Regions from separate parts of the Homo sapiens genome. Here region 1 is linked to region 2. A link is an interaction called in ENCODE POLR2A ChIA-PET data of the cell type or tissue named here. Cell type or tissue: MCF 10A. All regions are shown on one strand. Each heading gives the region's core, and the rest is flanking DNA. Links, peaks and the distances in the headings are about the cores only.

Region 1 (9,002 bases), core at 3,842-6,341, 78 kb before region 2:
CCTATCCCATGGCCTTGCTCCAGAGTTGGGCCTGGAAGTACTGCATTGCACAATGTTCCTTTTAAGGGGACCCACAGGACAAATTTCTTTCGGGCCTCAGCACCAGCAGGACAGTGTGGCTCAGTGTTTAGGAGCACAGGCTCCAGGTGGCCCCTTCTGTGAGTGGGGCAAGAGCCCCCCAGAACTGGGCTCCTTGCCTGCTTCTGTGTCATGAAGCTGAGTCCTCGGACAAGAGTGTGACCCCTGTGAGCCGCTTCTCGTATGTAAAACACATGAATATAACAACCTCCTGGCCAGCCCGGTGGTGCATGCCTGTAACCCCAACACTTTGGGAGGCCAAGGCGGGAGGATCACTTGAGCCTAGGAGTTCAAGACCAGCCTGGGCAACATAGTGGGACACCCCCTCTGTCTCTACAAAAAAAATTAAAAATTAGCCGGGCTTCGTGGTGCATGCCTGTAATCCCAGCTACTTAGGAGGCTGATGGGAGAATCGCTTAAGCCCAAGAGATCAAAGTAGCAGTGAGCCAAGATTGCACCACTGCACTCCAGCCTGGATAACAAAGCAAGACTCTGTCTCAAAAAACAAAAACAAACAAACAAAAAAACTTGGCCAGGCTCTGTGGCTCATACCGGTAATCATAGCACTTTGGGAGGCCAAGAAGGGAGTATCACCTGAGGTCAGAAGTTCAAGACCAACCTGGCCAACATAGTCAAACCCTGTGTCAACTAAAAATACAAAAATTAGCTGGGCATGATGGTGGGTGCCTGTAATCCAGCTACTTGGGAGGCTAAGACTTGGGAGGCTAAGGCAGGAGAATCGTTCGAACCCAGGAGGCGGAGGTTGCAGTGAGCCGAGATCATGCCATTGCACTCCAGCCTGGGCAACAAGAACAAAACTCCATCTAAAAAAAAAAAAAAACACTTGATAATCACCAGCCACTTATTATTACCAGGAAAAGCTAGGCTTTTGAATAACTTGTTTCCCTTTTTTCTTTATAGGGCCTCCAGGTCTTGTAACTGGTCCCCTTCCTTCTCTCTTGGCTAGGAAGCTCGGTGCCAGCTGTGAGTTGCAGCTCTTGGTTCCGTGGCCTCCTGGAGGCCAACAGGACTCACCCTGTCTCTGTCTTCTTCTTTCCTACCCTATTTTCCTCGACCCAACAACTTCAGTTATTTTTTCCCTGTTGTCCTTTTTTTTTTTTTTTTTTTTGAGACAGAGCCTCACCCTGTTGCCCAGGCTGGAGTGCAGTGGTGCGAGCTCAGCTCACTGCCACCTCCTGGGTTCAAGCGATTTTCCTGCCTCGGGCTCCCAGGTAGCTGGGATTACAGGTGCACGCCACCACGCCCAGCTAATTTTTATATTTTTAGTAGAGACCGGGTTTCACCATGTTGGTCAGACTAATCTCGAACTCCTGACCTCAGGTGATTCGCCCGCCTCAGCCTCCCAAAGTGCTGGGATTACAGGCATGAGCCACTGTGCCCAGCGTCCTTTAGGTATTTCTACAAACTTTAGAACTGAGGCCTAAATTAATTAAAATGGTAATTAATTAAACAAACTAGAGCCTTTTATACCCAGGGCAGTTTCCCATAGGTTATGTCATTTGAGCCTCACGCCAATCAAGGCAGGTGTCCCCATTTCACACAAGTGGAGATCAAGGCTGCCAGAAGGAACTGGTGGAGGTGGGGACCAACCTGGCTTTGCCCCCGTCCCAGCTTTGTCCCCTGGCTTTGACCCTGTCCCGGCTCCGTGAGTGGCTGCCCCCACTCATGAAGCCCTTCCCACTGTCCCCCGCCTGGACATAAGCCCTTCCCACTGTCCCCTGCCTGGACATAAGCCCTTCCCACTGTCCCCCGCCTGGACATAAGCCCTTCCCACTGTCCCCCGCCTGGACATAGCTTTGTGACTATGTGGTCACATCCATGTCACCTTCCATTTCCCCAGTGTCATTGTCTGGCCCTTTGAGGGAACTTTCCAAGAGATTATGGCATTCCCTCCCTTACTGAAGGATGAGTAAGAAACCAGCCACGCCTCTGCACGGCCCCTCCATGGCATTTACACCAAATGGTTCCGATTTGGCTTTCCCTCATGGGACAGACAGGAACATCCCTGGGATTGGCATCGTGCTGCTCAGCCTTAAGGAAATGTGGTCCCACACTCTGAGGAACAGGCCGCAGGAGCTCAGAACACCAGGCCCAGGCCAGTGCCTCAGAGACCCCACAGGCAGGCTGGCGGGAGCGCACCACCTCGCCCAGCAACCCCTTGCTCCCAGAGGGAGTTCTTTAGGGAAGGCCCTGACCCTGGGGGGTCACAGATCGCCAGTGAGATGCAGAAGGGAGACCCCCTTTAAGACCCCACCTCCCCTGGGGGCTTACAGCCTTGGTATCCAGCTGAGCACCTGAAACTACAGACGTGCCAGGCGGGCAAGAGCTGAGTTGGGGCCAAGGTGGGAGAGAGCTGCGCTGCCCTTCAGGATGAAAGGGGAACAGCGGTGCCTTTCCACTGGCATGACATGTCAATAACAAAGCAACCTGCCATTTATAATGTGTTCATAATGCCCGTTCTTGGTATTCAAAGCTTATGGTTGTTGCTTTTCAAGAATGTGTGGCAGCGCAGTTGGTGGTGTTACCTCCGAAGTCAGATCTGCTCCCAAGTTTCCAACCCCTGCCCTGGAGTCCCCTTCCCAGGGGGCCCTCAGTCATCCCAAGGCCTCAGGCCAGGGCCTTGCTGGCCCCTGCTGCATAGACACACTGAGCTCTGTGCTATCACCCCAAACTCCCACCAGAAACACACTTCCTTGGGCCCCACAGCCCAGGAACAACGTGAGTGAATTTGAGTGTTTCCTGTGTGTCCACACGGGTGTCAGCCAACTTCCCCTCTCCACAGAAGCATGTCCATCCTCATCTGTTCTTAGGCAGCCATGCCCATGTACTGCCTCAGGCTGCTGGAGCTCAGGGGACCAGTCTGGCCAGAGGGGCCAGTGGGAAAGGCCAGGAAAGAGCCAAGCCTGAAAACCTAGGAAACAGTGCTGTGGGGCCCGAGCCCCAGCTGCTCGCTGGTGGGTATTTGAGGGGGCCTGCCTTGCCTACCTGGATGGAAGCACAGCATGGAGCCGCCACTGGGGGCAGGCCTGGTGCGGGCATAGAACGCAGGGCAAGAGGCACCTGCAGGCGCGCGGCCACACCCAGGCCTTGGCCCAGCCTGTCCTCTCTTCCCTGTAGCAGGCCCGTTCCACACTCCCACGCCCAGTCTCTCGGTGTGCATGTACATGTCTGTACAACCATGAACACGGATCCCATGTCCTGAATGTGGCCACAGATGTGTGCATGCGTGTGCAGATGCGAGCATGTGCCCATGATACCACCAACCGTTCAACCACCCTTTCCCCTCCTAGGGGCCGGGGCACCAAGCAGGTCCCTGCAGATCTGTGGGTGTTGGTTTTATTCTCCCTTGTATGTTTCTGTATTAAAAAAAAAAAAAAAAAAAAAAACTTTTGGCAGGGCACAGCGGCTCATGCCTGTAATTCCAGTACCTTGGGAGGCCGGAGCAGGAGGATCACTTGAGCCCAGGAATTTGAGATCAGCCTGGGCAACATAGGGCGACTTTGTCTCGCAAAAAAATTAAAAAATTAAGCCGGGCATGGTGGCTCACGCCTGTAATCCCAGCACTTTGGGAGGCCCAGGCGGGCAGATCCCTTGAGGCCAGGAGTTCAAGACCAGCCTGGCCAACATGGCAAAACCCTGTCTCTACCAAAAATACAAAAAATTAGCCAGGTGTGGTGGCGCATGCCTGTAATCCCAGCTACTTTGGAGGCTGAGGCAGGGTAATCACTTGAACCCGGGAGATGGAGGTTGCAGTGAGCCGAGATCGCGCCACTGCATTCCAGCCTGGGTGACAGAGCGAAACTGTCTCAAAAAAAAAAAGAAGAAGTCATTTTGGCCAGGCATGGTGGCTCATGCCGGTAATCCCAGCACTTTGGGAGGCTGAGGCGGGTGGATCATCTGAAGTCAAGAGTTCGAGACCAGCCTGGCCAACATGGTGAAACCACCGTCTCTACTAAAAATACAAAAATAGCTGGGTGTGGTAGCAGATGCCTTGATCCAAGCTACTCGGGAGGCTGAGGCACGAGAATTGCTTGAACTCGGGAGGCGGAGGTTGCAGTGAGCTGAGATCGTGCCACTGCACTCCAGCCTGGGCAACAGAGTGAGCTTCCATCTCAAAGAAAGAAAGAAAGAAAGAAAGAAAAATTAGCGGCCAGGCGCAGTGGTTTACGTCTATAATCCCAGCATTTTGGGAGACTGAGGCGGGCAGATCACAAGGTCAGGAGTTCAAGACCAGTCTGGCCAACGTAGTGAAACCCCGTCTCTACTAAAAATACAAAAAATTAGCCGAGTGTCGTGGTGTGCACCTGTAATCCCAGCTACTCTAAAGGCTGAGGCAGGAGAATCACGTGAACCCAGGAGGCAGAGGTTGCAGTGAGCCAAGATCATGCCGTTGCACTCCAGCTGGGGCAACAGTGTGAAACTCCGTCTCAAAAAAAGAGAAAAAAAAATTAGCCAAGTGTGGTGTTGCACCTGAGGTCCTAACTACTTGGGAGGTTGAGGTGGGAGGTTTGCCTGAGCCCAGGAGGTCGAGGCTGCAGCAGCTGTGAGTGTGCCACTGCACTCCAGACTGGGCTTTAGGACTCCAGGGTGGACAATTCTAGGTAGATTCCCGGGGCCTCCCCTGCTGATCGCTGCCCCCACCAGCTTTCCTCTGGCAGAGCCCGCCCTCCCAGTACTCGGATTTGCTGTTTTCATCCCCCATTCTCACATTACTGCGCCTCTGGGACAAGTCACTGTACCTCCCTGGTGCCTCAGTTTTCTGACCAAAACAGCAACAAAATAAGCAAATCAATCAAACAGCTAATAATGCCACTTATCTGGGTGATGGAAACTCAGGGCCAGGCGCAGTGGCTCACGTCTGTAATCTCAGCACTTTGGGAGGCTGAGGCAGGCGGATCACCTGAGGTCAGTTCAAGACAAGCCTGGTCAACATGGCAAAACCCCGTCTCTACCAAAAATACAAAAAATTAGCAGGGCATAGTGGCGCATGCCTGTAATCTCAGCTACCAGGGAGACAGGCAGGAGAATCACTTGAACCCAGGAGGCAGAGATGGCAGTGAGCTGAGATCGTCCCATTGCACTCCAGCCTGGGTGACAAGAGCAAAACTCTATCTCAAAAGAAGGCCAGGTGTGGTGGCTCACGCCTGTAATCCCAGCACTTTGGGAGGCTGAGGCAGGTGAATCACGATGTCAGGAGTTCGAGACCAGTCTGGCCAACATAGTGAAACCCCGTCTCTACTAAAAATACAAAAAAAAAAAAAAAATTAGCTGAGTGTGGTGGTGTGTGCCTGTAATCCCAGCTACTCGGGAGGCTGAAGCAGGAGAATTGTGTGAACCCGGGAGGCGGAGGTTGCAGTGAGCGGAGATAGCACCATTGCACTCCAGCCCAGGGGACAGTGCGAGACTCCCTCTCAAAAAAAAAAAAAAAAAAGAAAAGAAACTCAGTTCCACTAGAGGCATTTCATGTGGTCCAATCCCTTTCCCCACACTAGAAAGGGATTGTGGAGCTAACCCAGTCCCACAGCCCACCATGGCAGGCATGACTCCTCCATAAGCCCCCTTCGGGGCTCACCTGCTCTCAGCCTGGACACCTGCACACCCAGGTGAGCAGTCATGCACCCACACCTGGGACGTCAAAGCACAGCCTGCTCATGAGAAAACCCTGCCTCCTAATGAGTGCAACGCTGGCCTCTCCCATGAACCATCAGATCCCGGGGGTCAGGGGAGGCCCCAGCTTAACTTCTCTGAGCCTCTGCTTCTTTTCTTCTTTTTTTTTTTTTGAGACAAAGTCTCCTTCTGTTGCCCAAACTGGAGTGCAATGGCATGATCTCGGCTCACTGCAACCTCCACCTCCCGGGTTCAAGAGATTCTCCCGCCTCAGCTTCCTGAGTAGCTGGGATTACAGGTGCGCACCACCACGCCTGGCTAATTTTTGTATTTTTAGTAGAGACGGGGTTTCACTATGTTGGTCAGACTCGTCTTGAACTCCTGACCTCAGGTGATCCACCCGCCTTGGTCTCCCAAAGTGCTGGGATTGCAGGCGTGAGCCACCGTGGCCCGCCACTCTATTTCTTTTTGTAAAGGTGGGAATAGAATGAGAAAAAAGGTACTTTGCAGACTCTGAACAGCTCTGTAGATATTATTTATTATGGTGAAACCATTTGAGACCAATTACAGAGCAACACATCAAGGATCATAGAACAATACCAGGAAAATTGCACACATATGTGCTAAGGAGACCCCCAGGACAAACACTTTGAGCCAAGTTCTGCTGTGGTGGCAGTGCATTTGGGTGGCATCTCTATGCCCTGCATTCCCTGCACAAGATCAATGCCTCAGAGCCAGCAGGGGGGCGGGGGGTTGGCCTCACATGACCTTGAGGACGTTTTGGCTCAGAGACAGGATCACACAGCTCACAGACAAGGCCAGGTTTGGAATTCAGGTCTTTTGGCCTCAGAATATGGGCGTTTTTCACTCTGTGGCCGCAGTAGGCCAGTTTTCAAGCCAGAGACATGGAGACATGGGAGCAGATGTGAGCCACGCAAGTGGATGAAGCACGAGCCACTTGCCGTGGGGAAGGGTAGCTATGCGTCCGTGCACCCGTCAGCACATGCGCATTGAGCACCTGCCTCCACTGGAGGAAGTGAACATTCTGGGGGCCATGGAAGGGAGAGGGATGGGTTCCTCAGGGCTTTTGTGGCTGGGACCAAGGGGCTGACTCCCTCAACCTTGTTAGAGGCTGCCAAGGGCCTGCTTTTTGGCACAAGCTGACCTCTGCTATTCATCAACGCCAGTTAGTGGATCCTGGGGCTCCAGTTGAGGGGGGCAGAAAGACACAGAGGTGGGGGAAGGAGGACAAAGGGGCCTCCCTTGGGTCACCCAAGGTGCCAGGGGACTCGGAGTAGGAGACGGAGCCTGGCAGGGTGGGTCAGGCCTGCGTGTGGGTGGGCCTGGTGGATGAAGGCAGCGGAACAGTGGGAGGGAGCAGGGATGTCCTGATGAATAGACCGATGAGTAGCAGGTGGACGGGCAGCCAGGGCAGCTCTGGGCACCAGCCTCCTGCTCCCGGCCGCCGGCCAGGCCAGTAGGCTGGGGGCAGGGATGCCACCGGCCTCTGCTGTGGGTGAGGTTGTGGTAATAAATCACTGGCCAGGGCCAGGAGCCTGCAGCCTTCAGCACTTGCTCCCTGAGGACCAGCTAATTCACTTGCAGTGAGGCCGGCACTAACGACGGCCCATGTACCTAAGTACACCGCAGCCCTGCCGAGCGGCGTGTACCGCTAACCTCCTAGCAAGGGGCCCTACGATGGTGGACAGAATCCCCACCCCTGCCACAGGTTTGGCCAGCTCCCTGCCTGCCCTCGGGAGGGCCAGAAACACCCCTGAGGGAGGGGAGACCCCCCACCCTTGGCCTGATGAAGCTGGGGGAGGAGAGGCAGTGCAGACACCCCCTCTTGAACTGCACAGGGCCTAATTATGGGAGCAACTGGGAAGGAGACTGGGGGTTGCTGGTGGGTGGGGAGGGTCAGTCTCGTCCTTCCTTGGTGGAAGGGGGAGGAGGAGGAACCTCATTCAGCCAAGGCCCATCACCAGGTCCAGAGCGTGGTCCTACCAAATAGAAACTCAAGTCCCAAGAAACAAACCACTTAGAAAACAAGGCCCGGCATCTTGCCAGGCTCTCCCTGATGCTGGCTGTTGGCTGATGGCACAAGTGTGGCATTCCTGGGCTGCCCCATCCCTTTCTGGTTCATGTACCAGGGTTTAGTGAGCACATACTATGTGACTCCCTGCTGGGGTCCACACATTGTCCCAAAGGCTCAGCCAGGAAAGCACTCAGCACACAGTGATCACCACAGCGAAAGCAGCCAATATCCACCCACCATGGCCTGGCACCAAACCAGGGCTCTGCATGCACTGCCTTGTTTGCCCCCAGCTCCACCTGCAAGGCAGGGACTGCTAAAGATGCCCATTTTACAGATGAGAAAACTGAGGTTGTGGAGGTTAAATCACTCGCCCAAGACTCTTAACTTGTAAGTAGCAGACGTGGTGTCTTGAATGATTCCCACGCATAACCTCCAAGACTCCAAGTTGGGGTGAAGGGGTACTGAAAGGTGAGGTCAGAAGAGCCGGGCACTGAGAGAAGGGGAACACTGAGGGGCTTGCCATTGGGGTTCTCAGCTCCCATTTCAGCATTCTGGAAGCCCCTCCCCACCTCCCGCCCAGGGGACAGTACATTAACAAGCTCTCAGAGGGACAATGGGGAGGCCACAGGGTAAGCACCCTTGGCCCCTTGGGCTGCACTGTGAGGGGCAGAGGATCGCAGGGCTCTGGGGGCTGCACGGTCCTGCCTGGAACAGGCATGGGTGATGGGCGGGCTCTCCATCCTTGTGGTGGCTGCTGTCCTAGTGCTGGGCACCTGCCTGGAGCCTGGGTCCTCTCACTGCTCCACAGCCCCCCAGGCTCATCTCTGGGGCTCAGATGAGCACAACCTCAACCAGGCAGGTCCTGCAGGACTCTCGGTCGCCAGGCATAGTCACAGGAGGTCCCCAGGCACAGCCGCCTCCCGGGAGTTGGCGGGGTGGTGAAACAAAAGGGACCTGGCTTGGGAGGGCAGGAGGTGACCACGTGCTCCCTCCCAACCCCTAACCCTCCAGTGGCTGGGCCTGGAGGGATGGGGCCTAGAGTGCCCTCTGCCGGCCTGGGGGGCTCCTCGAGGGAGGAGGTAGCAGCTCCAGGTCCCTGATCAGCAGTTCCTCTTCCAGCATCTAAGGCCTGGCCGGGTGTGTGCTGGTGGGTGCCTGTGGGTTCTGTGTGAGTATGTGCTGTATGTGAGCAGGTCTATGTGTGTCTGTGTCTGCTGATGTGTCCCAGGAATGCCTGTGTCTGATGTGCGCAGGGTGTGCC
Region 2 (9,002 bases), core at 3,207-5,706:
GTGAGACCCATCTCTATTAAAAATCCAAAAAATTAGCTGGGTGTGTTGGCACGCATCTGTAGTTCCAGCTACTAGGGAGCCTGAGGCAGGAGGATGACTTGAGCCCAGGAAGTTGAGGCTGCAGGGAGCCGTGATTGCACCACTGCACTCCAGCCTGGACAACAGAGTGCAATCTTGTCTCCAAAACAAAAATAGAATATTCTCAGCCTGAGCAAGGACATGGAGATTGAAGGGTGAGCAGTCGATATGACAGCTGAGGATGAAGGAACAGCAAATAGGATTTAGTGGTGCAATCACCTCATCTCTGAGTGACAGAACTTTTGATGTTTGCCCCCTTATGGGAGTCACAACTGGGATCAAGCACCTGCCAACGGGCTCTTTTTCTCTCCTGCTGCCCCAAGGCCGGCCCTGGTCAGGGAGGACAGGTAGAAACCATCTGACACCACTTGAATTGGCACCATTACTATTGGCACCACCGGAATTGACTAGATCTTAAACATGACTTACTCCTCTGTGCAAGGTGAGGGAAGAAGAAAGGAGATGCCAGAGTGCTATCATTTTGGGAACTGGATGGCATCCTGCTCACCCCAATATTTTTAGGTGAGTCTAAGGAGGGCCTGCTTGTCTGATCGGTCTAGTCAATATCAGTTAGCATACTAGGTGAGGAGTTGTGCACCTTGAAGGCCTCTGTTGCTATGGCGTTGAGGGGACTGATGGAGGAGGGAAGCAGGTATCTCGGTTAAAGTTCCCCTTATGGCAGGGCTGGGCCCCAGCCAGGGGCTGTGCCTCTGCTCCTGGAATCTCCCACCAATTCTACAAGGGCAAAGGGCATCTGAGTTATCCTGTGAGCAGCAGGGAACCCAGGTGTGGGATCAAGGCTTTATTTTTTTTAATTCCTTTAATTAATTAATTTTTTTTTTAGAGGGAGTTTCGCTCTTGTTGCCCAGGTTGGAGTGCAATGGCGCGATCTCGGCTCACTGCAACCTCTGCCTCCAGGGTTCAAGCGATTCTCCTGCCAAGTAGCTGGGATTACAAGCATGTGCCACCACACCCGGCTAATTTTGTATTTTTAGTAGAAACGGGGTTTCTCCATGTTGGTCAGGCTAGTCTTGAACTCCCAACCTCAGGTGATCTGCCCGCCTCGGCCTCCCAAAGTGCTGGGATTACAGGCGTGAGCCACCGCGCCTGGCCCTATTTTATTTATTTAGAGACGGAGTCTCGCACTGTCACCCAGGGTGGAGTGCAATGGCACGATCTCGGCTCACTGTAACCTCTGCCTCCCGGGTTCACGCGATTCTCCTGCCTCAGCCTCCCGAGTAGCTGGGATTACAGGCGCACACCACCACACCCGGCTAATTTTTTGCATTTTTAGTAAAGACGGGGTTTCACTATGTTGGCCAGACTGGTCTCCAACTCCTGACCTCGTGGTCCGCCCGTCTCGGCCTCCCAAAGTACTGGGATTACAGGCGTGAGCCACCGCGCCCGGCCAGGACCAAGACATTCTCATCCTGGGATGGTTGGGGATGGGGACTGGTGTGCTGCCTCTGAGAGCAAAAAAGAGGGTCGAGAGGGGAGGCGGCCGAGACACAGGGACACCTTAAAGAGCAGGCAAAGCTGATCAAGAGGACACCTGGAGGAAGGGCCCTTCCAGAGCAGCCTGCCCGTTCCCTCATGACTGGTTAGGCCAGGGAGCTGGCGCTCAAAGCTGCCGACGGGGCATTCCCTCTCACTTGGCACAGCAAGACAGCTCTGGGTCTCTGACCCTTTGCGGATCCGGGTGTCCCTCCTGCTTCGTCCTCCTCCCACCCGCACCTCCAGATCTTTCCCCACCTGAAGGCATGGCTGCCTTCTGCCGGGCTGTAGGAAGGGCGCCACCTGGGATTCCAAAAACCCCACAGAGGCAGGCACCTTTCCCCAGCCTGAAGCACCCCATGCGTATCTGGCTTCTCCTGCAGGGCAAACAGCGTTTCTTACACTTTTCCCGCCAGCATAGCCAGGCAATAGCTGGGAGGCCCCCAGGCGCGCAAAGTCGCAGCGCGCGGAGACACAAACTGAACTCAACCCGGCGCGGGCAGGATCGGTGGCGGACGCGCAGTTCCCACGGGCACGGGGGATCTGAGAGGGTCCTGGGGCTCTTGAGCTTGACCTCACTCTCAAATAATCCCCCCACAACTCCCTCACCCCGCCCTGCTCCTTTCTCCAAGGCCTCTCTTCGGTTTATCTCCACTTCCTTACTGACAGCGGGAAGGGGGTTAAGGGAGCACGTAGTCGTCCCCCAGCCGTGTCGCTTTCCGCCCCCGGTTGAGCCCACTTTCCCGTGGAGGGGGGAGGTGTTTCCGCCCGGGAGCTGCTGCGCGCGGTGATCACACGGAGGTCTCCCGGGCGCGCCGGGCCACGTGCGTGCGCGCGCGCGCGCGGGTTCCCCCTCCTTGGTGGACCAGGCCTCCCAGGGCCCCTACTGCCCCATCTGCCCCTTGGTGAAAACGTGAAGCCTTTTGCAACTGCGAAGCAGAGGAGACCTCTGTCCTTTCCAACGTACAGCCCCAGGGAAGGACTCAGGGCGCGGGCAGCGCCTTCGCGAGATGCCGAAGCGCGCGGGCCCGGTGACCGTCAACTTTGCGCACAAATGTGGGGCTGGGAGGACGCAGGTCCTGGAGGCGGGGACAGTGGACAGAGCAGCGCGTCTGGAGAGAGGGCTAGGATCCCTGAAACAGGACTCGGGGGCAGCCGGGGCAGGGGAGGCTGGGGGCGGGGAGGCGGCTCGCCAGTGCTCCAATTGAGCCCTGGAAAATCCCAGGCGCGCAGGGAGAGGCGGGCCGCTTCGCGGGCAGGCCGGGGACGGCGGGAACAAAGGCGGCCCGAGGCCGGATGCAGTCATGGAAAAACCCATCGGGGCGCCTGGGTGGGGGCGGCGCGCTCCCGGCAGACTCGCCGCCCTAGCAGGCCGGCCCGGGCGGGGCTGCTCTCGGCCCCCGCCCCGGAGCGCGCCTCGCGGAGCAGAAAAAATCCCTGGCGGGGAGGGGGCGCTGGTCTCCGGGACTGGGAACCAGAAGCTCCCACGTTCCAGATGCCGCGCACCGCGTGCTGTCGGCCGCGAGGGGCGAGCGGCCCGGGCTGGTACCCGCGGAGCACACCCGGGGCTGCACACGGCCACCTGGTTGACTAGGGGAGGCCGGCATCTCGGGGGCGCGCACAGAGCCAGGCGCGGACGCCTGTGCCGAGTTGCGTCTGGCCGCCACCGGCTCCTGCACACACATGATCACTTGCACGCACGTGCGCCCACACACGCGAGCTGCCTACAGCTCTCAGGGCAGAGGGAAGGAAACGGTTGGACAGAGGGGGCCGAAATAGATGTTCGTTAGGGCGGGTCCCTGGGGCTAGATACAGAACCTCAAGCTGGGGGCGGGGGGCCTTTGAAGAAGCTACGGTTAGGCCCGCCCCCCATTTTACAGGTGCAGGGACTGGGCCTCCCCGGCGGACGTGCCCAGGTCCCGCCCCAGGGTTAGAATTTCCCTCCGGTGAAGGACGCTGCCGGCCCAGATCCTGGTGCTGTAAACCTGGCTGGAGCCGGGGAGGCAGCACGACGGGTTTTTTCTATAGAAAAGGAAAGTGTTGGCTCAGGTTGGACCCAGTGACTCGAGGCCTTTTCCAGTTCTGACTTTTTATGAAGAAGGAACTGGGCCCAGAGGCCATAAAAGGAGTTGGTAGGAGCTGAGAGAAAACCTTGGTGCCTGTTTTGGCCTCAACCACAGGCTCTTCCTGGTTCAAATGTCCCATTGTTTATTCGTGCTGCTGCCTACCGTGGGGTGTCGAGGAGCAAAGCCTGACCCCGCGGGGTCCCTGGGGTGGGGAAGGGATGTCAAGCAGGACAGGGCTGCAGAGGGGGCTCCCGGCTCTGCCCAGATGGGGAGGGTGTGGGATGGGTGGCTGATGGGGGTCCCTGGAAAACAATGAAGCAGGTGCCCAGGCTTCCAGAAAGTTCAGGTTGGAGAAGGGGCAGCTGGAATTGTTGCTGGAACACAGTGGGGGAATAGGTTGTGGTGTTGGCCACGACTCAGAACATAGGATCAACGGGGGGCGGGGGGGGAGACCCCGCTAGGCAACAGGGCCAAATGAGCTAGCATTTGCTTGTGGTCCCATTAGGAACTGACCTTGGAAGCAAATGACGCAGCGCTGCCTGTCCCTAGCCTCTTGATCTTACCCAACATCTTTGGGCCTCAAATTCCTCATCTGTAAAATGGGAGCAGGCACTCCTCCACAGGGCTGGTTTGGGAATTGAAAATGGGTATATGTAGGTTTCCGTCCCCCCTTCCCTTCTCCCTCCCAGTGGGGCAGGGACGAACTCCCACCTCCACTCAGCATCTCCCGCGTTTTTGCCACTTTTCAAAGTCTCTGGTGCCTGCTCCCCGGGACTCCTTCCAAGGCCTGGTTTCTCGCGAGCAGGTTGTTGGGGGGGTGGTGGGGGGTAGGTTCAGTAAGAGGAAGGCTGGGGGAGCGGCGCCCCCTGGTGGCCAGTTGCAGGAGAGCCTGGACGGGCCCTGGGGACAAGTCCAGGCTAACCTGGTTAGTGCCGGATGGCGTCTGGCACGTGAGAACCTCCCAGGGGCTGACCATGGGGCTCCACTCAGGGAGGCTTCCCTTCTGACTCACTTTCCCCGTTGAGTAAGCAGAGAGAATGCTGGTTCCCCACAGCAGCGTTTCCTCTGCCTTCTCATGGCCCAGCTTCTTTGGCCTCAACAAAGAAGGAACTGTTGAGGCCAAAGTTCCTGCCCAGGAGGAATGAAGGAACCTGTTATTTATACTGTGCCTTGCAGTTTCCAAAGCCCTTCGACGCACATTACTTGTCCTGAGGTGCGCTGCGGCGCTAGACGGAGAGAGGATCCTGGTTCAGACCAGGGCTCCAGCCCCAGGGGTTAGTTGGGATTCTGCCTCCTCCAGCTGTGTAACCAGGGTGACCTTCAAAACATTGACTAACCAGTAGGACAGGCATCGGCCAATCAGAACAGACCCTGCCACAAACACTAGGTTTAGCCAAATGCCTGTGTCCTGGCCGAAGAGTCTGGAATAACCCCCACCGCACAGGGCCTCAATTTCTCCATCTGCAGTATGGGATAGTGCCGGTACTAGCTCCACCTCATAGGGCTTTAGATAAGTTCATGCACGGAAGGGATTTGCAAACCAGGGACTGGCCCACAGATAACATCCCAGGAAGCACCAGCTTTGTTACTTGTCCTGCCTCCTCTCTGCCAGAGGTGAGTCACAGACTTAGTGACTCAGGGTGGCTGCCACTTTTGAGGGAGTCTCCCCAACTGAGTCCTCTGTGTGCAGCTGAGCTCACCTCCTGCTCCCTCAGGACCTCCTTCTTGGGAGCAGCCTCACCTATCCTGAGGCATCCATAAACCCCTGTGGCTGAAAGTTTTCTCTCTGACTCTGGTCCTGATCCTCCCCATGCCTCAGACCTCCCCTCTCTGCTGTCCCCTGAAGCCCCCCTCTCCACCCCACCCCAGCCAGACACTTCCCACAGCACGTCTCTCCCAGAGCCTGCCTGCCCTCAGCCCACCTCCTAGCCTAGAAGCCCAGAGCCATCCTGCCCCAGCCTCTCTCTGCCCCAGGGCAGCTGCTTCCCCCTCTCTGAGCTCCAAGGCACCTCTCAATGTCTTGCCCCTATTACACCAACCTCCCATCTGCCCGCAGCCTCTGGCCATGCCCCTGTCCTTGTCTCTGGTGCACCCGCTGGATTTATCTCCCTAAAACACAGGCTGCAGTACTCCCCGTCTCAAAAGCCTTCAGTGCCCCCTCCTGGCCTTCCCAATCCAGCCCGCACTTTATTCGTCATCACAGTTACCATTTACTGAGCGCTCCCCACCTTTCTCCTGTACCAAGCGTTTTATATGTGTTATCTCATTTAATCTTCCTGCCCCCCCAACAGCTGGCACATCTATTATTATCCCCACTTTGTAGAGGCTCAGAGAGTTAAGTATGATAACTTGCCCAAGGTCACTCAGCTAGGGGGAGGCAGAGCCAGAATTCAGCCTCACACCACCTAACTCCCCAGTCTTGTTTGGCCATCTGAGGGGCTGCTCTCTGAGAGAGCTTTCTCCTGCCTTTTTTTTTTTTTTTTTTTGAGACTGAGTCTTGCCCTGTCTCCCAGGCTGGAGTGCAGTGGTGCAATTTCAGCTCACTGCAAGCTCCGCCTCCCGGGTTCAATCAATTCTTCTGCTTCAGCCTCCCCAGTAGCTGGGATTACAGGTGCCTGCCACCATGCCCAGCTAATTTTTGTATTTTAGTAGAGACTGGGTTTCACCATGTTGGCCAGGCTGGTCTCCAACTCCTGACCTCAGGTGATCCACCCGCTTCGGCCTCCCAAAGTGTTGGGATTACAGGCGTGAGCCACTGCAACTGGTGTCTCCTGCCTTTCTGGGAATTTCTACCTCCTCATTTTGCTGGCCCCTGGGGCTGGCTGCTTCAGACCACTGGCCCTCCACCCTCACACTTGCCTCCTCCTTCCCAGCCTTGTCTTAGCCTGGAATGTACCTTCTCTTACCTCCAATCAAAATCTTCTTCCATCCCAGCTGGGCTTAAGGGCTGCCTCTCTTTTAACCCCTGCCCACTTCCTGCTGTCTGTTACGGGTTTTTCGGAGGCCCTTGAGTTATTCTGCCCTCTAGAAGTGCTTCTTAAACTTTACCATTCATTAGGATTTCTTGGGGATCTTGTTAAATGGCAGATTCTGATTTAGTAGGCCTGGGTGGGGCCTAGGATTCTCCATTTCCTACAAGCTCCCAGCTGGTGCGGATACTGGTCTGAGGACCACACTTTGAGAAGCAAAACCAGAAGATCAGGCCTAGCAAGGTGGGTCACGCCTGTAATCTCAGCGCTTTGGGAGGCTGAGGTGGGCAGATCACTTGAGGTCAGGAGTTCCAGACCAGCCTGGCCAACATGGTGAAGGCCTGTCTCTACTAAACATACAAAAAACTTAGCCCAGCATGGTGGCGGGCACCTGTAGCCCCAGCTACTCGGGAGGCTGAGGCAGGAGAATCACTTGAACTCGGGACGAAGAGGTTGTAGTGAGCCGAGGTTGTGCTACTGCACTCAAGCCTGGACAACATTCTGTGTAAAAACAAAACAAAACAAAACAAACCCAGAAGATCATAGCTAAAACAGAAGCATCAACTCATCAAATGTTCATTGAATACCTACTCAGAGCAAGGCAGTTGGGGATCCAAACAAGTCCAAGTGCTGGACTCCAGCTCCTAAACAGCAGACAGGATATTGCACAAATGCAGGTTAAAGCTAATGTTCAGCCACGTGCAGTGGTGCGTACCTGTAGTCCCAGCTACTCGGGAGGCTGAGGTGGGAGAATCATCTGAACCCAGGAGTTTGAGTCCAGCCTGGGCAACATGAGACCCAATCTCTAAAAACATCCCCAAAACAAAAAAAAACTAATGGGAAAAAAAACAAAACAAAACCCAAAACCTTACACCCATTCCATAGAACACTTCCAGAAATACTTCCAGAAATGCTCATGTGCCGAACAGCAGGTATTTCATGTGATGAATTCATTTTCTGTCTGACCGCCAGTGATGGCTTGAAACAGGTAAAGATTCCATGCTGGGCGCGGTGGCTCACACCTGTAATCCCAGCACTTTGGGAGGCCGAGGCGGGTGGATCACCTGAGGTTGAGAGTTTGAGACCAGCCTGACCAACATGGAGAAAACCCATCTCTACTAAAAATACAAATTAGCCGGGCATGGTGGCGTATGCCTGTAATCCCAGCTACTCGGGAGGCTGAGGCAGGAGAATCGCTTGAATCAGGAGGCGGAGGTTGCAGTGAGCTGAGGTTGTGCCATTGCACTCCAGCCTGGGCAACAAGTACGAAACTCTGTCTCAAAAAGAAAAAAAAAAAAAAAGATTCCATGACTGCCCTGCTTAGAACCATCTGACGCTCCCACCTCACTGACAATAAAAGCTAGATTCTTCTAGATTCTTCCTCAAGGCCCTGCATCCTCTGGTCCTGCTTCTTTTTTTCTTTTTTTCTTTTTTTTGAGACAGTCTCACTGTGTCACCCAGGGGCATGATCTCGGACCACTCTAACTTCTGCCTTCCAGGTTCAAGTGATTCTCATGACTCAGCCTCCCAAGTAGCTGGGACTACAGGCACACGCCACCATGCCTGGCTAAATTTTTTTTTTGTATTTTTAGTAGAGATGAGGTTTCACCATGTTGGCCAGGCTAGTCTCAAACTCCTGACCTCAAGTGATCTGCCCTCCTTGGCTTCCCAAAGTGCTGGGATTACAAGCATGAGGCAACCTCCCCGGCCCTCTGGTCCTACATCTCACCTCATCTCCCGTCATCAGCTTCACTTTTGTTCCCTTGAATCCAACACCTCAATTTCCTTCCCATCCAAGAGCCTTTGAACTTGCCTGGTTAATGTTCATCTTTCAACTTATCGAGGAACTGGCCTCTGATTCAGACGTGGCTCCTCAGAGAGACCCTTCTTGACCCAGAGGAAGTTTGTTCTAAAGCAGGTGCCCCCAGCCACAATCAGATTCTCTGTTGTATCATTCTGTGGTATGATGTTTAACGTCATCACATTAAATTTTTGGTTGCTTTTTGCCTGCTCATCTGCAGGCCTGAGCTCCATGAGGGCAGGGGTGTCTGCTTCATTTTGCTTTACCGTCAGCACCCAGAACAGCATCTGGTGCATAGTAGGCCTTCAGTGAGGATCTGCTGAATGGATGACTGTTACAGGGCATTTGAAGAGGTGGGAGGCGCCCACAGGTGCCCCAGGTAGGAGAGACGTGGCTTCGTGGAGGCAGGTCAGCTTTCCTAGAAAGCCAGCTCTGAGAGGGAGACTGCCAGGCAGGAGGTTCATCAGGGAGTGCTCCTGGGGTCAGCATCTCCGGGGGAAGGCACAGGAGGGGCAGAGGGAGAACTTGGAAGGCCCTGCTGACCCCAAGGGGAGCTCTGGAGCAGGGATGGTCTTGTATTACTCTTTATTATTA

The links. ChIA-PET counts read pairs that join two places held together with the same protein. Peaks named below come from ENCODE experiments on the same cell type or tissue, not always from the same donor. Only the 100,000 strongest peaks of a DNase experiment are listed, where the experiment ranks them.
Region 1: POLR2A ChIA-PET joins it to region 2 with 5 read pairs; 30 of 35 experiments call an interaction of 5 or more read pairs at or near these places.

The regions. Positions count from the first base shown.
Region 1 is chr2:231,687,179-231,696,180 of GRCh38, reverse strand. No RefSeq gene overlaps it. Among named protein-coding and RNA genes, the nearest start is that of PTMA, 17 kb to the left of the region's middle. RefSeq lists enhancers at 7,970-8,694, 8,564-8,723. In MCF 10A, for the core only: no CTCF peak of the experiment used is centred there; no DNase peak of the experiment used is centred there.
Region 2 is chr2:231,608,233-231,617,234 of GRCh38, reverse strand. It overlaps LOC105373928 (a long non-coding RNA gene), which reads right to left and starts at 5,469. Exons shown (of 2, transcript XR_923987.2): 1 at 4,350-5,469; 2 at 3,650-4,263. RefSeq lists enhancers at 2,864-3,510, 3,877-3,926, 3,937-4,026, 3,511-4,156, 4,157-4,803 and 4 more and a silencer at 2,667-3,046. In MCF 10A, for the core only: a CTCF peak has its summit at 4,521 (motif pointing left); DNase peaks (open chromatin) are centred at 3,294, 4,554, 4,934 and 5,254.